Linked DNA regions of Homo sapiens: region 2 is linked to region 1. Evidence: read pairs that join two places in POLR2A ChIA-PET (ENCODE). Cell type or tissue: A673. All regions are shown on one strand.

Region 1 (8,000 bases):
TTCTTCTGTGTCTTCATTACTTCCCTGGTTCTGACCCCAGGGGTTGTGACTTACTGATAGAAATTTGATACTGGTAAGGGTAACCATTATTTGGAAACACGGGACATTTTCTTTTTCTTATGAATTTGGGCAGATTCAGGGTTACCCCTGTGACTTTATGATGTGCGTGTGTACTGCACACTGCTTTCTGTTTTTCTTTTTCTTTTTCTTTTTTTTTTTTTTTGAGACGGTGTCTCGCTCCGTTGCCCAGGCTGGAGTGCAGTGGCGTGATCTCTGCTCACTGCAAGCTCCGCCTCCTGGGTTCATGCCATTTTCCTGCCTCAGCCTCCCGAGAAGCTGGGAATACAGGCACCCGCCACCGTGCCCGGCTAATATTTTGTATTTTTAGTAGAGACGGGGTTTCACCATGGTCTCAATCTCCTGACCTTGTGATCCGCCCGCCTTGGCCTCCCAAAGTCAGCTGGGATTCCAGGTGGGAGCCACCACGCCTGGCCCAAACTGCTTTCTTGAGAGGGTCAAGTTCAAGCCCTGCCTCTGGAAACTGTGCTCAGTGTGGACTGAGTGATGGCTAATAGTTGTTATGAGTTATAGTCAGCGTTTGGTCCCCACACAGTTTTGGGTTCCTCGGCATCCATAGCTCCCATGGGAGTGCCATCTGCAGACCTCTGGGCCGGGTCTTTGGGTGACTGGGGCATCCTTCCTGGAGTCCTCAGCTGGGCTCTGACCGATAGCCACTTGCCCTCCAGGGCCCTGTTTGATTACGACAAGACCAAGGACTGCGGCTTCCTGAGCCAGGCCCTGAGCTTCCGCTTTGGGGATGTGCTGCATGTCATCGATGCTAGTGATGAGGAGTGGTGGCAGGCACGGCGGGTCCACTCTGACAGTGAGACCGACGACATTGGGTTCATCCCCAGCAAACGGCGGTGAGGCTCCTGGGCTCTGTAGCCTTCCTGCCACAGGCACTGAAGTTCCCAAGGTCCCCCGGGGTGGGCAGCCAACAGGGGATGGGTTTGCCCTCTGAACTCCTAGGGGTTTGTCTGTTGGGCCCTCCTGGGGTCCGTGGCTCCCATGAGCCTTTGGGAAGGACAACTCCTTATTGAGGAGCACAGTGTCCAGGGCTGCAGGAGAAGGGGTGTCAGCTGGCCCAGAGTATGGAGAAGGGGTTGTCAGCTGGCTCAGAGCATGGGGGTGGCAGGGGGTAGGCATTCCCCTACCCGCGTATCCCTCCATGTATCCCACAGGGTTGAGCGACGAGAGTGGTCAAGGTTAAAGGCCAAGGTAGGTGGAGGAGGGTGTGAGCCTGGGTGGAAGTGTGAGGGCTCATGGAGCTGAGCTCATAACTAACCCCGTGGCCTGCTTTTTCTTCTTAGGACTGGGGCTCCAGCTCTGGATCGCAGGGTAGGTAGGGTTAGTTCGGGAAGATGTGGGTGAGAGGAGCACTGAGTTGCTTTTGATATCCTCAAGGGGGAGACAGGGCTCCAGGTCCCCTGTTTCAGAGCCCCTTGCAGATGCCCCACCTCCCACCAGGTCGAGAAGACTCGGTTCTGAGCTACGAGACAGTGACGCAGATGGAAGGTGAGCCCTGGCCCCTGCCTTGGCCCCAGCACTTGCTGCTCCCCCAACCCTGCGCTCGGCCTAAGCCAGGCTCTCTCTGCAGTGCACTATGCTCGCCCCATCATCATCCTTGGGCCCACCAAGGACCGCGCCAACGATGATCTTCTCTCCGAGTTCCCCGACAAGTTTGGATCCTGTGTTCCCCGTGAGTGCTGGGGCCTTGGATGGAGGAGAAGGTGGAAGTGGGGGTGGGGCAGGGGAGGCCCATCCCTGGGGCCATAGGCAGAGCCTCCTGGGGGATCGGTGTGTAGGGAGATACAGGGTTTCTCCGAGAAGGGGTGCTTCTCAGCCACCCTCTCATTCCATAGTACCCATGCCCAGGCCAGAGACTTGGAGGCCCTGGAGGGTGCTAGGGGAAGCGGTTCTGGCCCTCTGCAGTCTTGGTCTCCCTGGCAGCTCCCTTTCACCAAAGGACCAGCTGGGCACTATGGGGATTTGATTGAAGTAGGCAGGATTTAAGCTAGAGGGATGGTGGTTAGATCTTTGGGGGGTGGGGTGACTTCCTGGCAGATACGACACGGCCCAAGCGGGAGTATGAGATAGATGGCCGGGATTACCACTTTGTGTCGTCCCGGGAGAAAATGGAGAAGGACATTCAGGCGCACAAGTTCATTGAGGCCGGCCAGTACAACAGCCACCTCTATGGGACCAGCGTCCAGTCCGTGCGAGAGGTGGCAGAGCAGGTAGGACCTGGCGGGCACCCGGTCCTCTTCCTTCTCCCCTCTCCCCACCCCACTGCCTCCCTCCAGCTTTCTCTAACTCTCTCTCTCTCTGTCTCTTTCCCTGCTGGGTCTCCACTCCGCTCCTCCACCTCCTTCTCCTCTTGGGCAACTCTGTCTGACTGCCTGCTCTCTGCCCCTGCTCTCTCTCCCACCTCCCTCACTTCCTGACCCCAAATTCCCCACCACCATCTGGCCTCTTTCTCTCCCCACTCCCTTCTCCTTGCCCCATTTCTCCTCTCTTCCCATGGCCTTGTCTTTGGTGGCTTGGCCTTCCCCACTGGGTCCCTCCCTTTTTCCTGACTCCCCGCTGGCCCTCTCCCCTGCCTCACCCTTTTCTGGGGCCCGGCTCCCCTCTCCCACTCCTCTGCTAACTCCTTTCCTTTCCCCGCTGCTCCTCACCCTGCCCTCCCTCCCTCCCTCCACGGTTCCTTTCTCCATCTGCCTCACTCCCTCCCATCTGTCTCCTTGTTCCTTCCATCTGTCTGTCCTCTGTCCGTCCTCCCCTCCCTCCTCCCTCTATCCTACTTCCTTTCTCCTTTTTCTTGGCTTTCCTTCCCGCCTGTGTCACCTCTGCCTTGCACACCCCGCCCCACTCGCTGCTGCCCCGGCTCTGCCACCATCTCTTGGGTCCCTGCCTGCCTGGTGCTCCTCCCTTCCTCCATTCTGTCCTGTCCCTGCCCTCTCCCGTGCTCTCCATCTTCCCTTTCCTTTCCCTCTGTCTTTTACTCTGTCCATACCCGCTTCCTGCCTGACTCTCTGCCCCCGTGTTTCTTGACATCCATGTCACTCCCCTTCGGCCAACTTCCCATTCCCCACCTCTCCCCGTCCGTGTCCCTCCGGCACTGCTCTCTGTCCTTTCTCGCCACCCGCTGGCCCCCCTCCGCCCACCCTGCCTGCCCCCAGGGGAAGCACTGCATCCTCGATGTCTCGGCCAATGCCGTGCGGCGGCTGCAGGCGGCCCACCTGCACCCCATCGCCATCTTCATCCGCCCCCGCTCCCTGGAGAATGTGCTGTGAGTATGGTCCTGGGGGCCTCCCCTTTGCTCCCCCAACACCTGTGGCCCTGGGCCTCACAAGGCGTCTGCGTTCAACTCTCCCTTCAGAACCCTGGACAGCGGTTTCAGCAGCCCCTGAGGGGGATCCCTGGAACCCAGAGGATGTGGGGGAATCGGGTCTTTCCCCTCCTCTCCTGCCTTGGCTAGACAGGACTACATTTCCCAGCAGCCCCTGGGGCATACCAGCTGGGGCGAGTCAGGGCCTCTAGGGCTGTTGGGAATTGGAGTCCGAATCCCATCTCTGGGGCTGAAGGCTGGAAGGATGAAGCTCCGTAGATGTCCCTGGAGTAGCCACACCTGGCTGGGGCGGTTGCGGGTGGCAGGGGGGTGGGGGGTGGTTCTCATCTGTGGCCCCAGAGGATATTGGGAATTGTATTTTTTTTTTTGCTATGTGCTCCAAATAGAAGAATACTTAACATTCCTGGATAGAGGAGATAAAAGGCAGGGTCAGGTGGGTCCAGTCTCAGGCCTGCTCTCCCTCCCTCTTCACAGAGAGATTAACAAGCGGATCACAGAGGAGCAAGCCCGCAAAGCCTTCGACAGAGCCACCAAGCTGGAGCAGGAGTTCACAGAGTGCTTCTCAGGTGAGGCCACAGCAAGGCTGTTGCCAGCATGTAGGGTGCCCTTGCTCGGATTAGAAAGAGCTCCCCCGCCACCCCCAGTGGATGGCTTAGAAAGAGGTGCCCCTGTGGGCGCGGCATGGTGGCTCACGCCTGTAATCCCAGCACTGGCGGGCACCTGTAATCCCAGCTACTCGGTAGGCCGAGGCAGGAGAATCGCTTGAACCTGGGAGGCAGAGGTTGCAGTGAGCCGAGATCGCACCACTGCACTCCAGCCTGGCGCTAAGAGCAAAACTCAATCTCAAAAAAAAAAAAAAAAAAAAAAAAGAGGTGCCCCTGTGGGCGGGTGCAGCCCCAGGACTTATGGCTTGGAGAGTTGGAAAGAGGTGCCCCTTCCTCTGGGCTGGTGCAACCCCCTTGGCCAGGTGTCCTCTGGCCCTTCCTTGGCCTCACTCCCTGCTCCACCCCACTCCCAGCCATCGTGGAGGGTGACAGCTTTGAGGAGATCTACCACAAGGTGAAGCGTGTCATCGAGGACCTCTCAGGCCCCTACATCTGGGTTCCAGCCCGAGAGAGACTCTGATTCCTGCCCTGGCTTGGCCTGGACTCGCCCTGCCTCCATCACCTGGGCCCTTGGTCTGGACTGAATTGCCCAAGCCCTTGGCTCCCCCCGGCCTCCCTCCCACCCCTTCTTATTTATTTCCTTTCTAACTGGATCCAGCCTGTTGGAGGGGGGACACTCCTCTGCATGTATCCCCGCACCCCAGAACTGGGCTCCTGAACGCCAGGAACCTGGGGTCTGGGGGGGAGCTGGGCTCCTTGTTCCGAGCCCTTGCTCCTTAGGATCCCCGCCCCCACCTGCCCCCAATGCACACACAGACCCACCGGGGGCCACCTGCCCTCCCCCATCCTCTCCCACACACATTCCAGAAGTCAGGGCCCCCTCGAGGAGCACCCGCTGCAGGGATGCAGGGCCACAGGCCTCCGCTCTCTCCTAAGGCAGGGTCTGGGGTCACCCCTGCCCTCATCGTAATTCCCCATGTTCCTTGATTTCTCATTTATTTTTTCCACTTTTTTTCTTCTCAAAGGTGGTTTTTTGGGGGGAGAAGCAGGGGACTCCGCAGCGGGCCCCTGCCTTCCACATGCCCCCACCATTTTTCTTTGCCGGTTTGCATGAGTGGAAGGTCTAAATGTGGCTTTTTTTTTTTTTTTTCCTGGGAATTTTTTTGGGGAAAAGGGAGGGATGGGTCTAGGGAGTGGGAAATGCGGGAGGGAGGGTGGGGGGCAGGGGTCGGGGGTCGGGTGTCCGGGAGCCAGGGAAGACTGGAAATGCTGCCGCCTTCTGCAATTTATTTATTTTTTTCTTTTGAGAGAGTGAAAGGAAGAGACAGATACTTGAAACTTGGTGTGTGGCCTGGTTATTTGGGACCTGGGTGTGGAGGGAGATGGGCGCAGCAGAGTCAGATCCTTCTTCACTCCAAGCCAGAGAGGTTAGTGGCCTGGAAAATGGGCCAGGGAGGTAACTGGCAAATCAAGGAACCCGAGTTGGTGAAGACTGAGCCTGGGAAGGTCTGGAGCTCTGTCCAAAGTCATGACAGGCCAGAAAGGGGAGGCTGGAACTTGTCTGGGGCCCTGCAGACTTAGTCCAGCTCTGATCCCTGCCGGGCTGTCTCAGTCCTGTTGGGAAGCACAACAGTCCTTAAAGGAAAATAGAGAGGAAACTTCGTTCATTCATGTTCATGGAGTTGTGGACAGAGCTAGGATCTGGAAATGATTTTTTTTGTTTTTTTGTTTTTTTTTTTGAGACAGAGTCTTGCTCTGTCGCACAGGCTGGAGTGCAGTGGCTCGATCTCGGCTCACTGTGATCTCTGCCACCCTGGTTCAAGTGATTCTCCTGCCTCAGCCCCCTGAGTAGCTGGGATTACAGATTACTGCCACCATGCCTGGCTAATTTTGTATTTTTAGTAGAGATGGGGTTTCACCATGTTGGTCAGGCTGGTCTTGAACTCCTGACCTTGTTATCCACCCGCCTCAGCCTCCCAAAGTGCTGGGATTACAGGCGTGAGCCACCGCGCCTGGCCTGGAAATGATCTTTACAGAGTTCTGCTGATAAGAACTGCTGTGTGAATATACGCTAGGTTTCTTTATGCGCCCCCCCCACCCTTTTTTTTTTTTTTTTGAGACAGAGTTTCGCTCTTTCGCTCAGGCTGGAGTGCTGTGGTGCGATCTTGGCTCACTGCAACCTCTGCCTGCTGGGTTCACACGGTTCTCCTGCCTCAGCCTCTCGAATAGCTGGGATTACAGGCGCCTGCCACCACTCCTGGCTAATTTTTGTATTTTTAGTAGAGATGGGGTTTTGCTTTGTTGGCCAGGCTGGTCTCGAACTCCTGACCTCAGGTGATCCGCCCAGCTTGGCCTCCCACAGTGTTAAGATTACAGGCATGAGCCACTACGCCCAGCCTTTATGTCCTATCTCTATGGGAAAGATCTGAGGCAGCTTTGTAAATAATGAGGGTAGGAAAATAAGAATCTAAATGCCAAAGATGAAAACTGGAGAAATGTATATGAACTGTGAGGGTAAATGTGATCTCTGAGCTTCCTGATAGCCATGGCAAAAAAGGAAATTGTCAATTACCTACTTCTTTATTATAAGGGAGAAATAATTTTAGTTCTTTTAGGGAGTCATATTTTCCTGGCCCTAAGTCCTAACTGAAGCTCCTGAGATCCTGCTATGTAGAATGGTGACTCTCAGCCTTCTGCCTTCTTCATGTGTTTGGCACAGATGAACCTTTGGGGGCACCTGCTGGGGTACTATTCCTTTCTCTGATTCTCAGGTGCTCCAGTGGGTAAGGCTGAGGCAGAGGGCCCTAAGAGTTATGGTGGTTAAATCCCAAACAGTGCAAAAGGGCATTTTTTGTAGCCACTCCTGACTAAAGTTGAGAGTTTCATGCAAAAGACCAACCCAGGGGTAGTGATTCTGTGGATGGCATGGCCGTCCAAGCCTAAAGTAGTCCAAGAATAGAGGCAGAGATTGCTGAAGGGGTGTCACTTCAACCAGTAGCCACGTATTGCCCTGCAGGATTTTCTATGCAGGACCGAGTCCATCAGGATCCTGGGGATAGGGACCAGGGGTCTGCATTTCTGGAAAGCTCCCGGGTGATTTTGATGTCTCACTGGGTGGAGAAGCACTGCTTCAGAGGATTTTTTTTTTTTTTTTTTTGAGGTCGAGTTTCACTTTTGTTGCCCAAGCTGGAGTGCAATGGCGCGATCTCGGCTCACTGCAACCTCCAACTCCAGGGTTCAAGTGATTCTCCTGCCTCAGCTTCCCAAGTAGCTGGGATTACAGATGCGTGCCATAACACACAGCTATTTTTTAATATTTTTAGTAGAAACGGGGTTTCACCATGTTAGCCAAGCTGGTCTCAAACTCTTGACCTCAGGTGATCTGCCCGCCTTGGCCTCCCAAAGTGCTGGGATTACAGGCGTGAGCCACTGCACCTGGCCCTGATGTTTTTCAAATAATCCTTCTCTTAGCTTGGTTCTGTGTAATAGCAGATGGCTTGAGGCTGTGATAACGTTCTCTATCGTGAGCTGAAGGGAGAAATCTAGGAGCTGAGGAAGGTGTGTGCAGGTAATGCGTCTGCGTGTTAAACTAGAAGGGGCAGAATCACATATTTGACCTGGATGGGGTAGAATCACATAATTTTGCATGTATTATTATTATTATTATTATTATTATTATTGGAGACAGAGTTTCGCTCTTGTTGCCCAGGCTGGAGTGCAGTGGTGCGATCTCTGCTCACTGCAACCTCTGCCTTCCGGATTCAAGCTATTCTCCTGCCTCAGCCTCCCGAGTAGCTGGGATTACAGGTGCATGCCACCACGCCCAGCTAATTTTTTGTATTTAGTAGAGATGGGGATTTCACCATATTGATCAGGCTGGTCTCGAACTCCTGACCTCGGGTGATCCACCCCCCCCCCCCTCGGCCTCCCAAAGTGCTAGGATTACAGGCATGAGCCACCGCGCCTGGCCTGCATGCATTATTTTG
Region 2 (8,000 bases), 410 kb before region 1:
TGGGAATGCCTTTGGAGAACTACTGAAACAAATATGTTATTCATAGAAAGTTGCTCAGGTCATCCACAACTTCTCCTTTTTTACCATGTGCCAGTTCTATGTCATTGAATATGCTGCCTGTGATGCCACCTACAATGAAATTGTTACCCTGGAGCGACTTCGGCCAGTTAATCCCAATCCCCTTGCAACCAAAGGCAGCTTCTTCAAGGTTACCATGGCTGTGCCCGAGGATCTGAGAGAAGCGTGAGTGTTAAGGATGGTGGGAATGAGGGCCCTCTTTACAGCCCTAATCTCTGGCTTTATTTCTCCCAGGCATCACTCCCACTTTGCAGTTTTCTCTGTTGTTCCCCTGGCCCTCTACTAGAGCCCTTCTTGCTAAGAAGACACTTAGTTTCTTTATTTTCCCATCCTTGTTCTTTAACTGTGGTCCCTCTTCTTTTCTTTTCCTTTCTTTCTTTTTTTTTTTTTTTTGGAGACAGAGTTTTGCTCTTGTTGCCCAGGCTGGAGTGCAGTGGCACAATCTCGGCTCACCGCAACCTCCACCTCCTAGGTTCAGGCGATTCTCCTGCCTCAGCCTCCCGAGTAGCTGGGATTACAGGCATGCACCACCACACCCGGCTAATTTTGTATTTTTAGTAGAGACAGGGTTTCTCCATGTTGGTCAGGCTGGTCTCAAACTCCTGACCTCAAGTGATCCGCCTGCCTCAGCCTCCCAAAGTGCTGGGATTACAGGCGTGAGCCACCGCACCCGGCCCAGTCCCTTTTCTTTTCTTATTTACTCAGCCCTGCTTCTCTGAATTTTTTTTTTTTTTTTTAATAGAGACAGGGTCTCACTATGTTGCCCATGCTAGTCTTGAACTCCTGACTTCAAGTGATCATCCTGCCCTAGCCTCCCAAAGTGCTAGGATTACAGGTGCAAACCACCATGTCCAGCCTCCCCCGAACTCTTCACTGTACTCTCTGCATTCTGCCCGCTGAGTACTTTTTTCCTCTGCAGCTGCTCCAATGAAAACGTCCATAAAGAGTTCAAGAAAGCCCTGGGAGCCAACTGCATCTTTCTCAACATCACAAACAGTGAGCTCTTCATTCTGGTGAGTTTATTCTGCCTGAATTTCACATAAGCCTTTTGAACATTTTTTCTTTTTCCCTTTTTAACCCTTTTGCAGAAAGAGAAGGGCTTAAATGTGCTTATATTTATTTGTCAAGAGGACTTTATTGCTCCTGACTCCTACAGGCCCAGGTAGCCCTACCTTTTTTTTTTCTTTTTTTTGAGACGAAGTCTCACTCTTGTCACCCAGGCTGGAGAACAATGGCACGATCTCGGCTCACTGCAACCTCCACCTCCCGGGTTCAAGCAATTCTCCTGCCTCAGCCTCCTGAGTAGCTGGGATTACAGGTGTGCGTCACCACGCCGGCTAATTTTTTTTTTTTTGAGATGGAATCTCACTCTGTCGCCCAGGCTGGAGTGCAGTGGCGCGATCTCGGCTCACTGCAACCTCCACCTCCCAGATTGAAGCGATTCTCCTGCCTCAGCCTCCCGAGTAGCTGGGATTACAGGCGCCTGCCATTGCGCCTGGCTAATTTTTTTTTGTGTTTTTAGTAGAGACAGGGTTTCACCATGTTGGCCAGGCTGGTCCTGAACTGCTGATCTCCTGATCCACCCGCCTCGGCCTCCCAAAGTGCTGGGATTACAGACGTGAGCCACCGCGCCCGACATGCCCGGCTAATTTTTGTATTTTTAGTAGAAACAGGGTTTCACCATATTGGTCAGGCTGGTCTTGAACTCCTGACGTCGTGATCCGCCCGCCTTGGCCTCCCAAAGTGCTGGGATCACAGGCGTGAGCCACCACGCCCGGCCTCTGACCCTTTTTTTTTAAACCTGATAATCATGTTGCCATCTGGGTTAGAGACCCTCTCTTGATATTTGGACTTTCAGAAATAGAGTATGTAGCTCTCACCTTATGCTTGCTCCTTGCTTTCTCTCTAAACCATTTTCCTTCAGTACCCTGATAGTCAGCCTTTGTGGGACTGACAATGAGTCTCCTCCTTCCTAGCTTCATTTCTTTTTTTTTTGAAAACAGAGTATTGTTCTGTCACCAGGCTAGAGTGCAGTGGCGCAGTCTCGGCTCACTGCAACCTCCGACTCCCGGGTTCAAGCGATTCTCCTGCCTCAGCCTCTGGAGTAGCTGGGATTATAGGCATGTGCCACCACGCCCAGCTAATTTTTGTATTTTTAGTAAAGACAGGGTTTCACCACGTTGGCCAGGATGGTCTCGATCTCATGACCTCGTGATCCGCCTGCCTTGGCCTCCCAAAGTCCTGGGATTGCAGGCATGAGCCACCGCGCCCGGTCTCCTAGCTTCATTTCTTAACCCTTTTCCCGGGACTTAGGCATCCTGATTTCTAGTCCCTGGCTCTCCCTTAGTGTTTATTCCAAGCCAGTTTTAATGACTTTCCCACTGGTTTCCTCCCAGTCAACCACAGAAGCCCCTGTGAAGCGAGCATCTCTGCTGGGTGATATGCATTTCCGAAGCCTGCGCACCAAACTGCTACTTATGTCCCGCAATGAAGAAGCTACCAAGCACCTAGAGGTAACTTTTAGCTCCTTTTCCTTCTGCTGAAGGGTATTGTCTTCCTCCCTTCCTACCCTGTCCTCCATCCATGATCTTGTGTTTACAGAACAAAGACTAAGGCTTTTTCTGGGCAATTAAACCTGGGTCAGCTATTTTATCTCAGACTCCTCCAGATGGCAGAGCTCTATCATGGTATAGTGCAATTATTTTCAAATTTCTTTTAGCCAATTTTTTTTTTTTTTTTTTGGGAGACAGAGTCTCGCTGTGTCGCCTAGGCTGGAGTGCAATGACACGATCTCGGCTCACTGCAACCCCTGCCTCCTGTGTTTAAGCGATTCTCATGCCTCAGCCTTCTGAGTAGCTGGGATTACAGGCGTGCGCCACCACACCCGGCTAAGTTTTGTATTATTAGTAAGATGGGGTTTTGCCATGTTGCCCAAGCTGGCCTCGAACTCCTGGCCTCATGTGATCCACCCGCCTCAGCCTCCCAAAGTGCTGGGATTACAGGCGTGAGCCACCACACCTGGCTGAATGGTTTTTTTTGAGACGGAGTCTCACTTTGTCACCCAGGCTGTAGTGTAATGGTATAGTCTCAGCTGACTGCAACATCCACCTTCTGGGTTCAAGCGATTCTCCCGCCTCAGCCTCCTGAGTAGCTGGGACTACAGGCTTGTGCCACCACACCCAGCTCATTTTTGTATTTTTAGTATTGATGGGGTTTCACCATGTTGACCAGGCTGGTCTCAAACTCCTGACCTCATGATCCACCTGCCTCGGCCTCCCAAAGTGCTGGGATTACAGACATGAGCCGCTGCGCCCGGCCTTGGTCTTGAACTTCTAGGCTCAAGAGATCCATCTGCCTGTACTTTGCAAAGTGCTAGGATTACAGGTGTGAGCCACCACATGCAGCCTAGACTAGAATATTTATTTTTTAGGGTGGGCGCGGTGGCTCACGCCTTTAATCGCAGCACTTTAGCACTTTGGGAGGCCGAGGCAGGCAGATCAATCCGAGGTTGGGAGTCGAGACTGGTGAAACCCCATCTTTACTAAGAAGACAAAAATCAGCTGGGCGTGGTGGCACATGCCTGTAATTTCAGCTACTCGAGAGACTGAGGCAGGAGAATCGCTTGAACCTGGGAAGTGGAGGTTGCAGTGAGCCAAGATTGCGCCATTGCACTTCAGCCTGGGTGACAAGAGTGAAACTCTGTCTCAAAGAAAAAAAGGATATGACTGGGCGCGGTGGCCCACGTCTGTAATCCCAGCACTTTGGGAGGCTGAGGCGGGCAGATCACCTGAGGTCGGGAGTTCAAGACCAGCCTGGCCAACATGGGTGAAACCCCGTCTCTACTAAAACTACAAAAATTAGCCAGGCGTGGTGGCAGGCGCCTGTTGTCCCAGCTACTCGGGAGGCTGAGGCAGGAGAATCGCTTGAACCTGGGAGGCGGAGGTTGCAGTGAGCCGAGATCACACCATTGTACTCCAGCCTGGGCAACAAGAGTGAAACTCCATCTCAAAGAAAAAAAGGATATTTCTTGTTTTTTTGTTTGTTTTTTGAGATAGCGTCTCTGTCGCCCAGGCTAGAGCGCAGTGGCGCTATCTTGGCTTACTGCAACCTCCACCTCCCAGATTGAAGCGATTCTCCTGCCTCAGCCTCCCAAGTAGCTGGGATTACAGGTGTGTGCCATCACACCTGGCTAATTTTTGTCTTTTTTAGTAGAGATGGGGTTTCACCATGTTGGCCAGGCTGATCTCAAACTATGGACCTCAGGTGATCCGCCCACCTCGACCTCCCAAAATGTTGGGATTACAGGTGTCAGCCACCACGCCTGGCCTGACTAGAGTATTTCTGTGAGATCTTTTTGAATTCTGACATCGTATAATTGTCAGATTCCCTTTCGTTGGTATTATACTATTCTAAGTGAATAGGGTGTGTGTGTTTGAATACCATTTCCATTTATCAAGGGAATTGATCTTTTTGGGAGGCTTTTTTCTGTGCCTGTGCAATTTCTGGGTCATGATAATCTTTGACTTCTTCAGGGATCCTGCTCAGGGCACTGGCAGGTAAAAATTCACCATTACCTTCAGATGATACAAACTTTATTTTTTGTTTTTGTTTTTTGTTTTGAGATGGAGTCTCAGTCTGTTATCCAGGCTGGAGTGTATGTAGTGGTGCGATCTCAGCTCACTGCAGTCTCTACCCCCCGAGCTCAAGTGATCCTCTCACCTCAGCCTTTGGGTGGGTGGGATTACAGGTGCATGCCACCATACCTGGCTATTTTTTTTTTTTTTTTGGAGACAGTTTCCCTCTGTCACCCAGGCTGGAGTGCAATGGCACAATCTCCGCTCCCTGCAACCTCTCGCTCCTGGGTTCAAGCGATTCTTGTGCCTCGGCCTCCCAGGTAGCTGGGATAATAGGCACGCGCCCCCACGTCTGGATAATTTTTGCTTTTTTAGTGTTTCACCATGTTGCCCAGGCTGGTTTTGAACTCCCGACCGCAGGTGATCCACCTGCCTTGGCCTCCCAAAGTACTGGGATTACAGGCATGAGCCACTATACCTGGCCCTAATTTCAGTATTTTTAGTAGAGACGGAGTTTCACCATGTTGGCTAGGCTGGTCGCGAACCCCTGGCCTCAAGGGATCCACTTGCCTTGGCCTCCCAAAGTGCTGGGATTATAGACATGACCCATTGCACCCGGCCTAATTTTTGTTGTTGTTTTTTAATTTTTTGAGACGGAGTCTCATTCTGTCGTCCAGGCTGGAGTGCAGTAGTGCGATCTCAGCTCACTGCAGCTTGTGTAGTTAGCGCAGAGTGAGCAAAGGGAGACCGATACAAAATTCGGTCAGAGAGTAGATCATGTAAGACATGTACGGTAGGCTGAGGAGGGGGGATTTTATTGTGCGTATACTGAGAAGCCATTGAGTTAACAGTGCCTTCTGGTTTTTTGTTTTGTTTTGTTTTGTTTTGTTTTTGAGACGGAGTCTCGCTCTGTCACCCAGGCTGGAGTGCATTGGCGTGATCTCGGCTCACTGCAAGCTCCACCTCCCAAGTTCACGCCATTCTCCTGCCTCAGCCTCACGAGAAGCTGGGACTACAGGCGCCTGCCACCACGCCCGGCTGATTTTTTTGTATTTTTTTTTAGTAGAGATGGGGTTTCACCGTGTTAGCCAGGATGGTCTTGATCTCCTGACCTCGTGATCCACCCACCTCGGCCTCCCAAAGTGCTGGGATTACAGGCGAGAGCCACTGTGCCCGGCCGAAAGTGCCTTCTGTTTTAAACTCCTGTTTCAATGACAGATGGAAAGGGGGGCAAGAATGGAAGCAGGAACAGAGCACAGTAGTCCAGGTGAGAAACTTGAACTGGAGTGCTAAAGGAAGAGAGAGAGAGTAGTTTTATGTAGGATAAATTTTACGAGTAAAACCAGTAGGACTGACAGGCTCTGTGATACTGAGAGATACATATTTGGTCTCCTGACCAGGCTCCTGGCATTCAACTTCTAAAATCCTTGGAATCTCCAGTGATGTGTGTTTTTGTGTGCTGATGAGTTGATTCATGGCTAGCCCCTCTAGGTGGCTTCATGATTAGAGGGTTGGAACTTTCAGCCTCACCCCCACCAACTTCCTGGGAGGGGAATGGGGCCAAAGGTTAAGGCAATCACTGAGGATCAGTGATTTAATCAGTCATGCCTAGTAGTGAAGCCTCTAAAAACCGGAAAGGGGCCGGGTGCAGCGGCTCACGCCTGCAATCCCAGCACTTTGGGAAGCCGAGGCAGGTGGATTGCCTGAGGTTAGGAGTTTGAGACCAGTCTGGCCAGCATGGTGAAACCCCTTCTCTACTAAAAATACAAAAAAAGGGAGGCAGAAGTTGCAGTGAGCAGAGATCATGCCACTGCACTCTAGCCTGGGTGACAGACCCCATCTCAAAAAAAAGAAAAAAAAAAAAGAAAACCCAGCTGTTCTGCAAGCTTATCTAGAAGACGCTTATAGGTCATTGTAGATCTCTTCCCCTCCCCTCCTAATGTAGTGATTTTGAACACTCAACTTAGTTTATTTTTCCAACTTTCTCTTCTTGCCTGGTATAAATCCTTGGTATAATTCAGTCCTATCCAACTTGGAAGTGGGAAGTAGTGTATTTCAATCTAGGAATGTCTCCTTTCAGGTATTGTTTCTATTTGGTGCTTACAACATGGGATTCACTCCTCTAAAACCTTTCCTGTCTTCCTGCCCCTGAACCCAGGGGTTCCTCTAAGGACTGATTGAGAAATGAAGTGAAAGCCTGGTGTTCTAGAGGCATGTTTTCTGTTTTTCTTAACCCCTCACTTTTTTTTGAGACAGAGTTTTGCTCTGTCACCAGGCTGGAGTGCAGTGGCATGACCTCGGCTCACTGTAACCTCCAACTCCCTGGTTCAAGCAATTCTCCTGCCTCAGCCTCCCAAGCAGCTGGGATTATAGGCACACCCCACCAAGGCCAGCTAATTTTTGTATTTTTAATAGAGATGGGGTTTCACTATGTTGGCAGGATGGTCTTGATCTCCTGACCTTGTGATCCACCTGCCTCAGCCTCCCACAGTGCTGGAATTACAGGCGTGAGCCACCGCGCACAGCCTACCCCTCACTTTTTACTTAAGTTGTTGAGTTTTATTTGGGGATGAGTTGATATTTGTTTGATTAAGGTAAGAGTTCCTTACACTTGCATGTACCTTGTGAGAAGTACTTTCACACCAGCCTTGTCTAATCCTCTTGCTAGTCTTGAGAATAAGATAAGTTGGATATAATCACTTAGCAGATGACACAAGAGGCAGAGTATGTTTTGTTTAAGATCACACAGATAGATACTCTTAGGGACAGATACTGTTAGGGCCAAATCCAGAACTTCGGTGTGTCCCAGTCCAAACTCTGCCCTCTTTACCTTTCCTCCCCCACAAACCACTGGTATTTGGAAGGAGTGGAATTAAAAGTTCCTGACCTTGGCCGGGCGTGGTGGCTTATGCCGGTAATCCCAGCACTTTGGGAGGCTGAGGCGGGCGGATCACCTGAGGTCAGGAGTTTGAGACCAGCCTGGCCAACATGGTGAAACCTTGTCTCTACTAAAAATACAGAAATTAGCCAGGCATGGTGGTGGACACCTGTAGTCGTAGCTACTCAGGAGGCCGAGGCATGAGAATCACTTGAAGTCGAGAGGCGGAGGTTGCAGTGAGCTGAGATCGCGCCACTGCACTCCAGCCTGGGCGACAGAGCGAGACGCCATCTCAAAGAAAAAACAAAAAGTTCCTGACCTTTCCACACAGGTCCTCGTGGTCCGCGGACTCCAGAGTGGTTCTAGCTTTCTATTAATATCACACAGTTTTCCTTATTTAAGTTATGCAAAGGGTCGTGTGCCTGGGACTGTGAGATTCTACCACCATGATTCCTACAGTGACTTTTCCT

Evidence for each region. ChIA-PET counts read pairs that join two places held together with the same protein. Peaks named below come from ENCODE experiments on the same cell type or tissue, not always from the same donor. Only the 100,000 strongest peaks of a DNase experiment are listed, where the experiment ranks them.
Region 2: POLR2A ChIA-PET joins it to region 1 with 10 read pairs; 3 of 35 experiments call an interaction of 5 or more read pairs at or near these places.

Annotation. Positions count from the first base shown.
Region 1 is chr17:7,187,242-7,195,241 of GRCh38, reverse strand. It overlaps DLG4 (discs large MAGUK scaffold protein 4), which reads left to right. Exons shown (of 20, transcript NM_001321075.3): 12 at 747-923; 13 at 1,242-1,278; 14 at 1,371-1,398; 15 at 1,528-1,575; 16 at 1,658-1,759; 17 at 2,125-2,297; 18 at 3,240-3,349; 19 at 3,884-3,975; 20 at 4,428-8,000. The coding sequence ends at 4,534. Among named protein-coding and RNA genes, the nearest start is that of ASGR1, 12 kb to the right of the region's middle. In A673, no CTCF peak of the experiment used is centred here; a DNase peak (open chromatin) is centred at 3,571.
Region 2 is chr17:7,596,000-7,603,999 of GRCh38, reverse strand. FXR2 (FMR1 autosomal homolog 2) reads left to right here. Exons shown (of 17, transcript NM_004860.4): 5 at 95-243; 6 at 998-1,091; 7 at 2,475-2,591. Among named protein-coding and RNA genes, the nearest start is that of SOX15, 9.9 kb to the right of the region's middle. In A673, no CTCF peak of the experiment used is centred here; no DNase peak of the experiment used is centred here.